Linked DNA regions of Homo sapiens: regions 1 and 3 are each linked to region 2. A link is a loop called in an ENCODE intact Hi-C map of the cell type or tissue named here. Cell type or tissue: heart right ventricle. All regions are shown on one strand. Region 1 overlaps RAPGEF4 (Rap guanine nucleotide exchange factor 4). Region 2 overlaps RAPGEF4 (Rap guanine nucleotide exchange factor 4). Region 3 overlaps RAPGEF4 (Rap guanine nucleotide exchange factor 4).

Region 1 (4,000 bases), 51 kb after region 2:
CATCTGCCATTTGTTTGGCTCTGGAGGAAACTATTTGATTACACAAAATTCTTTTTAGATCAAGTTTAAAATCTTAGCCACACTGGGACCAGTGGCGAAGCCTGCAGCCTGATGGTTTAACACTTGGACATACTGAGCTAAGGACAAAGACAAGGAGCAGGTTAAAATCAGAGGCTTAAAGAACTGAAAAGAACGAGTGTAAAAGATGCAAGGCTTAGCTGGGCCTTTATAAGTGCTCTATTTGCCATGACTGCATGTAAGATGATTTATTCCTCATACTTGTTGTAAATGAGTGCAATACTTTAAGGGGCTCTGGTAAGCATTGATAAATGCAAAAGCCACTAGGACCAGTTGCATCCATTCACTGCTGTGCCACCTATGCATTTTGAAGTTGGCAAGTAACCAGACATCTTTATGTACCTCCATTTCTCATATCTTATTATAGGGCGCATCATTTTTAAAAGCACTTAAATGAAGCAGATGTTAACCCCATTCATTCCACTTTCCCAGGGAACATGTCAATGATGATTTTTAAAATGCAAAAGAAAATGTCAAAGTATTTTGTTCCCTGGTTAAGAATACATCTGTGGAAAAGAAGGGAGAAAATACATAAAACACTCTATGGTCATTCAAGAAATAATTATAAGGTATGTCAAACTACAGAAAATTGAGCAAGCACTAAATTAAACAAAAAAAAGGATGTCTTGTGTCAAAATGGCTTTTTCACTCACTCATTTCAAAAACAAGTTTTGAAAATTAAATTCCATCTACCAGCTCAGAACAGAACACATTAAGGCTTGACTGTAATGCCATTATCCATGTGGCAGCTCCCTTTCTTTTCTGAAACTGCATTAATTGACAAAGAAGCCTTAGGGCTCACCTCCCATAGTGCCTTGAAGTCCTTCTGCTCGATGCGGAGCAGTTCACTGCTCTCCCTGGTAACGATGGTTGCATGGCGGGGTGTGTTGTCCAGAATGGACTCTCCAAAGGCCGTCCCAATTCCCAGGGTACAGATGGTCACAGCATCCTGAGGATCCCAAAAAACTAGTCATTAGAAAATTAAACATCTAATGGGTAGGTGTTTTCTTTTCTTTAACTGCAGTATAATTTGTACAAGGCAAAACACCCAATTTAATTGCATAGTTCAACAAGTCTTGACAAATATATATACCGGAGTAATTACCAACCAGATCAAGACAGAACATTTCTATGAACCCCAAAAGTCCCCTCGTGCCCCTTTCCAGGCAAGACACTCAGATAACTTGTTCTGATTTCCGTCATGAAAGAATTTTGCCTGTTTTAGAACTTCATGTAAAAGAAGTCAGACGATATTCTCCGGTTTGTGCCTAGCTTCTTTTTTGCTCAACATAATGTCTGTAAGATTCATCCATGTTGTTGCATGGATCCAAAGATTCTTCCTTTTATTCATGAGTAGTTTCCCATAACATGGGTGTGCTTCAATTTGCTTATCATCCTCCTGCTGGTGGACATTTGGGTTGTTTCTACTTTGAGGATATTATGAATAAAGCTGCCAGCAGGAATCTTACCTTTTTATACAACTACTATCTGTTTTCAGAAAAGAGGAGAAATCTATCGAAGCTGAGCTCAGTTTTTTTTTTTTAAGTTAGAGAGTGCAGTTACAATATTTAAATAAGAAACTGGCACTGTCTGTCTTGACAAGATGAGGAAACTGAGGGTCAGAGTGGTGGATCTACACAGCCCCAGTTCACACAGTTGATAAGCAGTGTGGCCAGATTCTAACCAAATCTGACTATAAGTTTACAAGATTTTTGTATCATGCTGCCTCCTGCAGCCACAACAGAGTAAAAACAGCATCCGATGAAGTACGGTGTGACTAGCTTATAAAATGTCATGAATCGATGATTTAAAAGTTTCTTAAGGTGTACCAAAAAAAGTAATTTCCTCTCTGCATGCAACACTGGTGATAATGTTTGGATTTAATCCTAACTAGTTTCAAATAATGCAAATAGCCACTCAAAATCACCTGGACATTAATTTTGTAAGGCATTATAAACTAAGGGAGACACACAAGGGTAATCCTCTGAGTTAGAAAGCCCAGTTTTCCTTTCATGCATCTAATATACGATAATAGGCAAATGTTATTAAGATCAAGTTAGTGACTCTGTAATCACATTACTAAGACAAATGCCCATAAGAATCCAGTTCCTTCAACCATAGCAAATTGCTTCTGCACAGATATTACCATATAAAATTATGTTAGGGAAAATAAAATCAATATCTCAGAAAAGAATAAAAGATCAGGGAAGAAGTGAAGAAAAGCCTGCTAATAAATTTTGCAGAAAGGCAACTGCAAACAAATTCACTCAAAAATATCCCCAGAACTGAAATATCAATAGTCAATGAGTTAGGTCTCTCTGAGCAATTTTTAAATGCTAGTAAAAACACAAGATAGATTATGATAAATCACAGACTTTCACAATTCTCTGGAATAGCAGGTTCCCTGAAGTTCCCACTAGCCTATTTCATTTTTCTATCACCTGAACCCTTCGGAAAGAATTCTTTTGCCTAATTTTTACTTTCCAGCATGTCTTAAAAACCTGAAATGGACCCTAAGTAATACCACTGACATCATCCACATATTTTACATATATATGGTTATTTGCGAAGTATAATGCAAAAGAACTAGGATGCTCTCAGTTATTCCTGAGCTAGCTGTACAGTTTATGGATTAATCAGTCTTCTTTATCACCTCCCATCCCTGACACGAGTAGTTTGTCACCAAACAGTACACAAGGAAATACAGAGGCTGGGAGACACACGTGAGCCTGTCTTTCGCCAATAATCAACTCTTGTAATAAAGACACAAGATTGGATTTCTTCTTGGATTTTCCCAGGAGATTTCAACCTGACTCATGCCTTTATCACATACAACAAAATTTCATCACGGTAGTGCTGCCGACTGTACTCCTTGGTGTATTTCTGTGTCAGGACCACCTCTGTAAGGGGAAAACCATGCCAGTGAGTACCCAGCTGCAGTCATCAGCTCAAGCACCCTGGGCTTGTTTCAGGAATCAATTCTTCTACCAGAATTAAGTATGGGATCAGTCCTTTCCAGATCTTCTCTTTCACACTGCGTCCACTCAAATTTAAGGACAAGGAGTCACAAATTACAAGATATGATCTTAAAAGTAGGACTGGAAAACCTCACCTGAAAGGAGTATGGTTTGCAAGTTCAAACTTTCAGCAGATTCAGAGTATTTTTTAGGACAAATATACTTAGAAATCTGAATGAATTTGGGAGGTATGGTTGGGCATTGGGATAATTGGGCACAGAGAAATAGAAGGTGCCAAGAAGAACATTTTCACCCTGAAGACTATTCACTATCTTTACAGTCTATGGGTGCTAGCCCTTATTTACATTTAAATCACAGGCAGGGCCTTGCAATGTGCTGCGAGAGTAATTTTCAAATAAAGAAATTGACATCCAAATGTTCTCTCACTTAGCAGAACTAATATATGTTGCTCAGCACGTATGATGAAAGGTAGATTAAGAATGGACAGGATGAATATGAGTGGATGTAGAAGAAGCACTCTTAGATATCCACACTAACATCTAACCAGATCTCCATGGGTCAGGATTCCAAGTCTGAAACCCTGTAGATGGGCTTAATGCCTGCCTTCGCCTGCTGCTGAAAGTGTCTGTTTCTGGATGTAACATAACCGTTTCTTTTACGCTTATACATACTGCTCATGCCTCAATACTTATTTAATAGGGACTATTCAAAAGAGCACTTTTATTAATTTTCTGCTCATTTGCAGATTAATATTCAGCGAGGCCATCTGAAAGAAGATGTTTACAGTAACACAGAGACTGATGAAAGCAATCAGCACCTATGCAGGGAACATGAAATGGTAACAGTGAAGGAATGTCCTATTTTGTGATAAGATTGCACTTTGTTTTGAGAACTTTCAAAAGGGAAGTAAAGATTTAAAAACCCGACTTCAATATGTGATGGTG
Region 2 (4,000 bases):
GTCAATAGTATGTATGTATTAACGGAAGCCACAGCAATGAATGGCATCTCCCCATTTCTCCCAAAGTCAGAAGAGTGCCCCTGAATACGACTTATATTTTAATAGTGTATAAAGAAAGATAAGCCTACAGAGACTAAGGAATAGGAGAGCACTAAAAAGCTGCAAGAAAATAATATTTCAAGAAGGGAAAGGAATCCACAATGTCAAATGCTATAGAAAAATTAAGGACTGAGGCTCTCTTTCACATTCAGAACAAGCAGGCAGGGGATGACTTTAGGTAGCCAGCTTTCTGTGGAGTGGCTGGGTTAGAATTTTAATCACCGTGGATTGAGGAGTGTCTGGGAAGGGAAGAAATGGATACAACAAATAGACAATTCCATGACAAAGATTGGCTATAAAAGGGGAGATAGAGTAGATAAAGGGGTGCAAGGGGAAGATGAAGGTTTTGTTTTGTCTTGTTCTCTTTTAAATTGGAATGGTAGAAGCCCATGTACACTCAGATGAGAAGGATCCACTGGGGATGAAAAGGTGAAAGATATAAGAAATGGAAGAAATTATGCATAAAGTAAGCATCCCAAGAGGATGAGAGTGAATGGGGTCCAGGACACAGATGAAGGGGTCACGGGAGGAAAAACCTCTTCTATCTTAACCTGAGGGACTAGAAATGGATTTGTACAAATGGACTATATATATGTATGTGTATATGTATACACACATATAAAAATATATATATACACACACACATATATATAATTGCCAGTATTTGCAATGCCTCCCTCCCTTCACTCGGAAGGAGGATAAACTGCTTATTCAACCATCTATGACTCGTCCTGATGGAGGTAAGAGGAATGGGTGGTGGGGGGAGTGGCCAACACCAAGACAGGCTAGTGTGCTCTACCCATGCAGGAATAAGAAAAGGCAGGCCAGGGTAAGAAGGCAAGGCAGATGAGTGTGGCAGCTGGTGAAGAAACAGAGGAAGAGGGCAGAGGGCAAGAAGAAACGAACTGCCACCAGGAGGAGCCAGACTTTGGGAAGAAAGACATGTAAAGATGATTTTTAGGAAATCTAGCTATATATTTTAAGACTAGTGCCCTTTTTGGTCTTGGCTGACTCCTCAAGAAACTTTCAGTAAAGACCTCCTTAGCCTTCCAAGGCTTCCTGGAGTTAGACTTGATTTCACTGTGTTGAACTGTCCACAAGGCAGTTGGTTTTATTTGGACTACGCAGGTAATTGATTTGTTGGCAGGAAGCTGAAATCTTGCATGGTAAGAGGTGAGGCTGTTTGCAAAAAGTGACCAAGGAGGTGGTTTGGTCAAGGATTTGAGGAGAGTAGAAATCTTCAAATGGGTGTTGGGGAGAAGGGTAGAAATGCATTAGGAGAATAGGTAAGGATGGCTCAGTTGTGCCGAGGGGTCCAGTGAGGTTGGCGGCGATGGATGTGCCACAGAAGCCATGTGGAAAGTGGTGTGGTTTTCTCTGGCACTGCTCAGCAGCCTGGCTGGAGGCAAGAGAAAGCCTACAACTGGACTGAGGAAGGGTTGGTATTGGACCTGGTAGGTGACAAGGGCAGGCACAGACCTGCTTCATTCATTTCCAAGTATCCAGTACGACAATGTCCGAAGCACAGGAGTCACTCCATAAATCTTTTGGATTTTGTTTCTGTTTTGTTTGTTTTTGAGACAGAGTCTAACTCCATGGCCCAGGCTAGAGTACAGTGGCATGATCTAGGCTCACTGCAACCTCTATCTCCCAGGTTCAAGCAATTCTCTGGCCTCAGCTTCCTGAGTAGCTGGGACTACAGTCACGTGCCACCATGCCTGGCTAATTTTTGGCATTTTTTGTAGAGACAGGGTTTTGCCATGTTGGCCAGGCTAGTCTCGAACTCCTAGCCTCAAGTGATCCACCCACCTCAGCCTCCCAAAGTGCAGGGATTACAGGCGTGAGCCGCTGTGCCCGGCCAATAACTCCTTACTGAATGAATGATTGGGAGAACCAGTAATATGGACAAGAGGGTGATTGAAATGATAGGCAATGGTATCCAAACTGAACAGGGAAGGAAGTGAAGACAAGGGGGACCTAAATCGGGGGACGTACACTGGAGGTTCCTCAGGTCTACCCAGTCAAGAGCCGAATCCCAGACTCAAGAGACAACTTCTCTGAGGCTGAAGCACCCCCTGGTGGCTGATCCAGGGAGCCATGAAGCCCAATGTTCTTTCCCCTCAAGAGCAAAATGCACACCTTTTTGTGTTCCTCCTTCAATGTCCAGTGCTCCCTTCATTGCCCTTTGACCTCCTTCTCACTCATACTTTAAACCTGCTGTTTTTCCTCTCAACTTTTGCCCCAGCTACCTCAGGTATCTCTCTCACTACCCGCCTTTTTCTCTCATCCTCGTTTGTGAAAACAACCCAAATCATGGCAGATATGGGTAAAGGTAGAACCCATGATATGCCTGAAATAAGGACAGGAAAATCCTACTTTTCATAATGAAAGAAGTCAATGTCTCAAAGTCAGTGAAGGCAGACACAAATTTTAAAAGAGTCACAACCCATACATATCATCTTGTAGTTAACCCTGAACACTAGCATTCAAAATATTTTCTATCCTGGTGATTATTGCTTCTATTATGCTTTAATTATTGCTTACTGCTTATATAGTCATTGCTTAATATTGCTTATATATGCTTTAATTATTAACATGAAAAGTGGTTTTGCTATTAATTTTTATTGCAATTGTACATGACTTTGACCCGAGGGTGGGTTGGGTAGACTTTTGAAAAGGAGCCTAAATATGTTTACAACATCGCTCCTATAAAGGGCTTGCAAATGAACTTGTGGAAAACAACCTTTTTGCCAGTTGGGGGTTTGGTATAATTTTGATTCTTGCTTGAATTTCCTTAAAAATCACAATAAGTTATTTAGGGAATAACAGTTGCCAAACTTTCTGACAAATCATAATGAATGGTTATGTTCTGAAAGGTCAACTAGCCATCTTTTGGCTCCCATTTCCTCTTTAAAACCGAGCTATTTTGAGAATTTCCATTCCTCGTGCTCTTTTTTCTTCCCAACCCTGACACTATTTGTATCCCCTCAGTGGCATTTTTTAACTCAGGAAAACTTAAATAAGTTCCAAGATTGCAGAAGAGCCTTATTATTTGATGATTGTGGGTCTTGTCTGGGAAAAACTCCAAACATAGATTTGCCATTTTAAGCAATTCCTTTGAATTCTCATTCTATTGTCAGCAATAGCTCTATATTATTGGTTTATCATTGATTTTTCCCTTTCCCTTTACATAAGTTAACTAGAGCACTCCAATTTCCTCTTCTCTCTTACTTTTCTTAGTTTATAAGTCCCTGAAATACTGTATTGTTCTAGCTTTTTGATTTTTAGAGAACACACACACACATTAGACTTTGCCATAATCATAAACCCATCATTTTTTCACTCCTCACTATGATTCTTTCTTCTTTGTCACCCTATTTTAATACAATCTGCTGCCATATTCTGTCATGTTCCCTTTTGAAATATATTTCAGATTCATCTTTTCCCCCTCATTCCCACAGGCACCATCCTGTCTCAGGTCATATTCTTATCAAAGGTACTGTTCCACCCTTCTAGCCAGCTTTCCTGCCATCCTACTCAGTCCCCCACCTCCCCTGTGCTCCACTGCACACTCAGTCCACGGGGTAAATGATACTACTATATCCTGTGAGGGCAGGAGAGCACCTCCTAACACCCAGGTACATCTCTTCTCTTAATTCCTGTATGATGAATGTTACTTTCTTCATTTCACAAAGGAGGAAACTTCCTCTCCCAAGAGATTAGGTATTTTGTCCCAAACCACCTAACTTGCAAGTGTTCAAGTCACTAGCCCTCAAATCTGAAGAGGGAGGGTGATCTGTGTTGCAACAGAAAAATTAAGCATCTCCATAACAAGGATTTAATATTTAATACCTTTAAAGTCAAGGAACTAGACAGACTTGCCGTTATCATATCAAGGGCA
Region 3 (4,000 bases), 58 kb after region 2:
TTTCAGTGGGATATGCAGGGTCCAGTTAACTTCATTCATAAAAGCTGGCATTAGGTAAGTTAATAAAGATGTCGATGAAGCCGCCCATGCTGGAAGGCAGGGCATCAGGCAAAGGACTCCCACGTGGAGGCTACCCATGGTCAGAACACTCAATGCTCAGCAGGGAAAATCCCCTGGAAGCAGCAGAGTGGAAAAGCCACGGGCCTTGGTAGACTTAATTCAAAACTTATCTCTGCCAATGACTGACCTGTGGGCTTTGGGCAAAATGCTCCCCAGAGCCTCAGTATCTTCATTTGTAAAATGGGCACAATCTTACTTGTAATATCATTAGCAGTATTAAATCAAAATAAAGTAATACACAGAGTCCATTATAGTGCTGTATAGTTTCTGGCACATAACAGGTGATCCATAAATAATGGAAATTATTATTTCTGACTTAGTCACAAACATGTATGGGTTATCCATATTTCTAAAAAGCAAAGCAGTTTTTTTCTATCATTTAAATAATAGAGAATCTCTATATTCATTTTGTTAATCTTCAACTAATGATGGCTTTCAACACTTAAATTCCAAGTTTTTCTGTCCCCTAGTCTGGATGTCAAGTGGATTGAATGATCTGCAAAACACTTCAGCTCTCTGGGGGAGCTCGTATTCAAAGGAACCCTTCTGACAAACCGTGCTGTAAATCAAAGAATCCTTTTGTACTGCAACTAATCACCTCTTAATTTATCTGCTTTGTACGTCTGAGTTATGTACACTGGGTTTTCTTAAAGCAGACATTCTCATATGAGGCGTTTTATTTGTTTCATTGTAAATATAGTAAACAGTATGGAAATGGGAATGGTGTTAAGAAAGCCAATGGTTATGTGTCATATAACTAAGACTGGTATTCAAGCTAAGGCACTTGTGCCTTGCAAATAAATAATGTCTATAAGCATCAGCTGAAATCCAACTTACACAAGTTATAGGTATTCTGATGGAATTTAAAATAGCTAACAATCAATTAAACAGACATAAGAATTCTCTGTGGTAAGTACATCTAGATTTTCTAAAAATTGTACTGTAATTTCAAGGGCTATCAGATCATCTTATTATGCACATTTAACTCACTTCCATATTCATGGCTCAAGAAGAGTTCATTGTCTCATGGCAAATTTATTGTTTTGGACATATACTGAGTTAACACCAAGGGAAAAATAATTGCTCCTTTAAATGTGTGGAGACAGAAACATATTTTTTTCTTTCTTAGAGATGAGGTCTTGCTATGTTGCCCAGGCTGGACTGCAGTGGCTATTCACAGGTGTGAACATAAATTCTAACAAGGCAAATATTTTTATAAGTTTTATTTTAGGCCTACAGGCAATATTTGCCATTAAGTTTCACAGCACCTGGGATTATTTCACGAACTTGAATTTAGTGCTGGAATTTACTGGGTGCTCCAAGTCATCTTAAGTAATAAAATTAAATGGAACCCAATCTCTTAATTTGTCAAGATGTTAGATTGTATGTGCTGCAGAAGCATTTCCTGCCAAATCAAGAGGGCAAAATACTTCTCAGGCAAATGTGTTTTCTAACAAACAGCAAAGACAAGGTCTGTTACTTTTAGAACACATCCCTGGAATCAGCATGTTCAATAAAGCTTAACAAGATCAGGCAAGCCGGCCGCAGGAAGGTTTGATGAGAATGGACTAGCATTAGCATTCTGGTAACTGAATCAGGGAGGCCAGCCTCATTTCAGTGGAGAGCCAGTCTGTCCAGCATTGTGACGCAGTTTTGCATCCAACCACCCAAACAAAGAATTACACGGCAAAAAAACTAAATGCAGGATGCAGGATGCTCAATAAACTCCCAATCAGCTCCTAACAAATAGCCTGACCTGAGCATAGACAAGTAGGAGGAGATTACAAACAACTGCTGTGGACTTGGCACCTTTCACGTTTTATGGGCTCAATAAATGTGCTCAGAAAAAAAATGTTTCCAATGATGGCAGTGTTCTCTGTTTGAAAATAACGGAGTGAAATGAGTGAATAGAAGAATCAGAGAGGCAAAGAGAAAGACAGACAAAGGTAGAGAGATCCGCATTACAACGAAACACACATGTTCTTCAAATTTTGTAAACAAAAATGCAATGCTTAAAAACATTTGTTACTGTAGAAGGAAAAAAGAGAAGGCAAATAAAAGCATATTATTTTACTTTAGGGAGAAAACTAGTATGAGATTTTTTTCTGAAATTGAGCTAAAATGTGCCAGATAATTTCACAGTGATAGATGAGGGGATGAAATTAAGTGATGACCAAGGCCAAGTGTAGCCCGGATTCTCTGATCCATGAAATGGCTGAACAACATTGTTAAACTTCTACTGTTTCAAATCCCAAGTACATTTCCTGCGTTTTCTATTCTGGCACTGCCCTCTTGTGATAAAACAACAGCATTGCAGTCATTGCAACCAACTTTTCTTGAAATGGTAATTTCAAAAAGCACAGACCCTCTGCCTCTATCCCAGGCTTTGTACTAAGTGCTTTACATACATCAGCTCATTTAAGATAAGAGCTATTATCCCCAATTTACAAGTAAGCTAACTGTGCATACCCACAGCCAATTAAGTGGCAATAGAATTTCAAAGGAGCTCTGAATTTAACCACCGTGGGTTGCATTGGGTAAATACTAATGCTTTCAATAGGCATCTGTGATAGAGATGTAAAGGTTTTAAAGAATTAATAAACCATCCATTTTCTATCTTGCAATATAAACTTTATTCTGTCAGCAGCCATTTGAAATTCTTCTTTCCTATGACTGGAAAAGCCTTTTTACTTTTTGAGAGGTAAAGATTAATTTAAAATCTTATATATATCTAGGATTTTGATACTTACTATGCCAAAAAAGCCCCTCACTTAAAAAATCTGCAGAGAAAAACAGGACCTTCTCTCTCCCTTTCTCTCTGTCTCTGAAGTAAACACACACACACACACACACACACACACACACACACACACACACAGCCGGATAATATCTGATACAATGAGATTTATAATCCTATTTATTGTTTTTAAGCTTGTTATTTATTGCTTATAACTTGTCCCAATGTTCATCTCTAACCCTAAATCGATTAAAATATTACTGAGAAAAAATACACCCATAGTATTATTCATTCTAGTGGGAAGGCAAAATATCTGACTTTTAGCCCTATGTAACTTTTAAGTTACACAGGCACCAAGACAGGAGAGGATCTTGTGCAGACAAGTACAGCAGTGGGGATCTGGAGGTGGATGTGTCCTGGTTAGGCTCAGGCAAGAGACTGAAGGTGGGGACAGATATTATTGGCGAAATGGAAGGATTAATCCTTGATAGAGGCCAAGTGGATGTTCCCAGTGGAAATCTACGTGAACATGTCAGCCAGGTTGGGACACCTTAGGAGGATGAAGTGGTCTGTGGGCAGGTCCCCTTCTTGGTGCTCTTTTCCTTGGGTTAAGATGAAGAATGGCTAAGGCAGGAAGGGTGTCTGAGAAGCTGGGAGAGATGCCTCTGATAATTACGCATAGTGGTAAGAGTGTTGCAGTAGGTTTCATTTTATAGAGTAGTGAAATAAATATAATTTATAGAAAGATAATTACAAGGATTTGTCAGCCTTTAAAAGTTCCTGAAAGTAATAGGGGCAGAATAATCTATGCATTTCCTACAATTCTTAGGACAAACACGTTTTCAAGGCAGTAACAAAAGAAATGAAAGCAATGCAGCCCCAGCTCCTAAGGGAGGGTCTCCGAGAGGCAGACAGAGTCCACCGTCCCTCCCGTCCAGGGACCATTGTCTCCCCTCCAGTCTCTTGAAGCCTTGAATTAGGGAAACTTGACTGAGAGGAAAACAAAGAGAAGAAGCAACATGTGGTCCTGGGGCCTGCCTGGAAAGGGCCTGACTGTGAGAGGGGAAAGCAGTGGGTTCCCCTGCTCAGCAGGAATCCATGCCACTATCTGATGCTTCCTGGGCCCAGAGAAGACCCATGGGG

Evidence for each region. A loop is a pair of places that touch in the nucleus more often than their neighbours do. Peaks named below come from ENCODE experiments on the same cell type or tissue, not always from the same donor. Only the 100,000 strongest peaks of a DNase experiment are listed, where the experiment ranks them.
Region 1: it touches region 2 in a loop (3-fold over the local background); 26 of 110 quality-filtered maps call a loop at or near these places.
Region 3: it touches region 2 in a loop (2.8-fold over the local background); 23 of 110 quality-filtered maps call a loop at or near these places.

What each region holds. Positions count from the first base shown.
Region 1 is chr2:172,811,306-172,815,305 of GRCh38, reverse strand. RAPGEF4 (Rap guanine nucleotide exchange factor 4) reads right to left here. Exons shown (of 31, transcript NM_007023.4): 4 at 881-1,027. Among named protein-coding and RNA genes, the nearest start is that of RAPGEF4-AS1, 77 kb to the right of the region's middle. In heart right ventricle, a CTCF peak has its summit at 1,815; no DNase peak of the experiment used is centred here.
Region 2 is chr2:172,862,581-172,866,580 of GRCh38, reverse strand. The region is part of intron 4 of RAPGEF4 (Rap guanine nucleotide exchange factor 4); the gene reads right to left. Among named protein-coding and RNA genes, the nearest start is that of RAPGEF4-AS1, 130 kb to the right of the region's middle. In heart right ventricle, CTCF peaks have their summits at 984 (motif pointing right) and 2,189 (motif pointing left); a DNase peak (open chromatin) is centred at 2,167; H3K27ac peaks cover 1,033 bases.
Region 3 is chr2:172,805,014-172,809,013 of GRCh38, reverse strand. The region is part of intron 3 of RAPGEF4 (Rap guanine nucleotide exchange factor 4); the gene reads right to left. Among named protein-coding and RNA genes, the nearest start is that of RAPGEF4-AS1, 71 kb to the right of the region's middle. In heart right ventricle, a CTCF peak has its summit at 2,419 (motif pointing left); no DNase peak of the experiment used is centred here.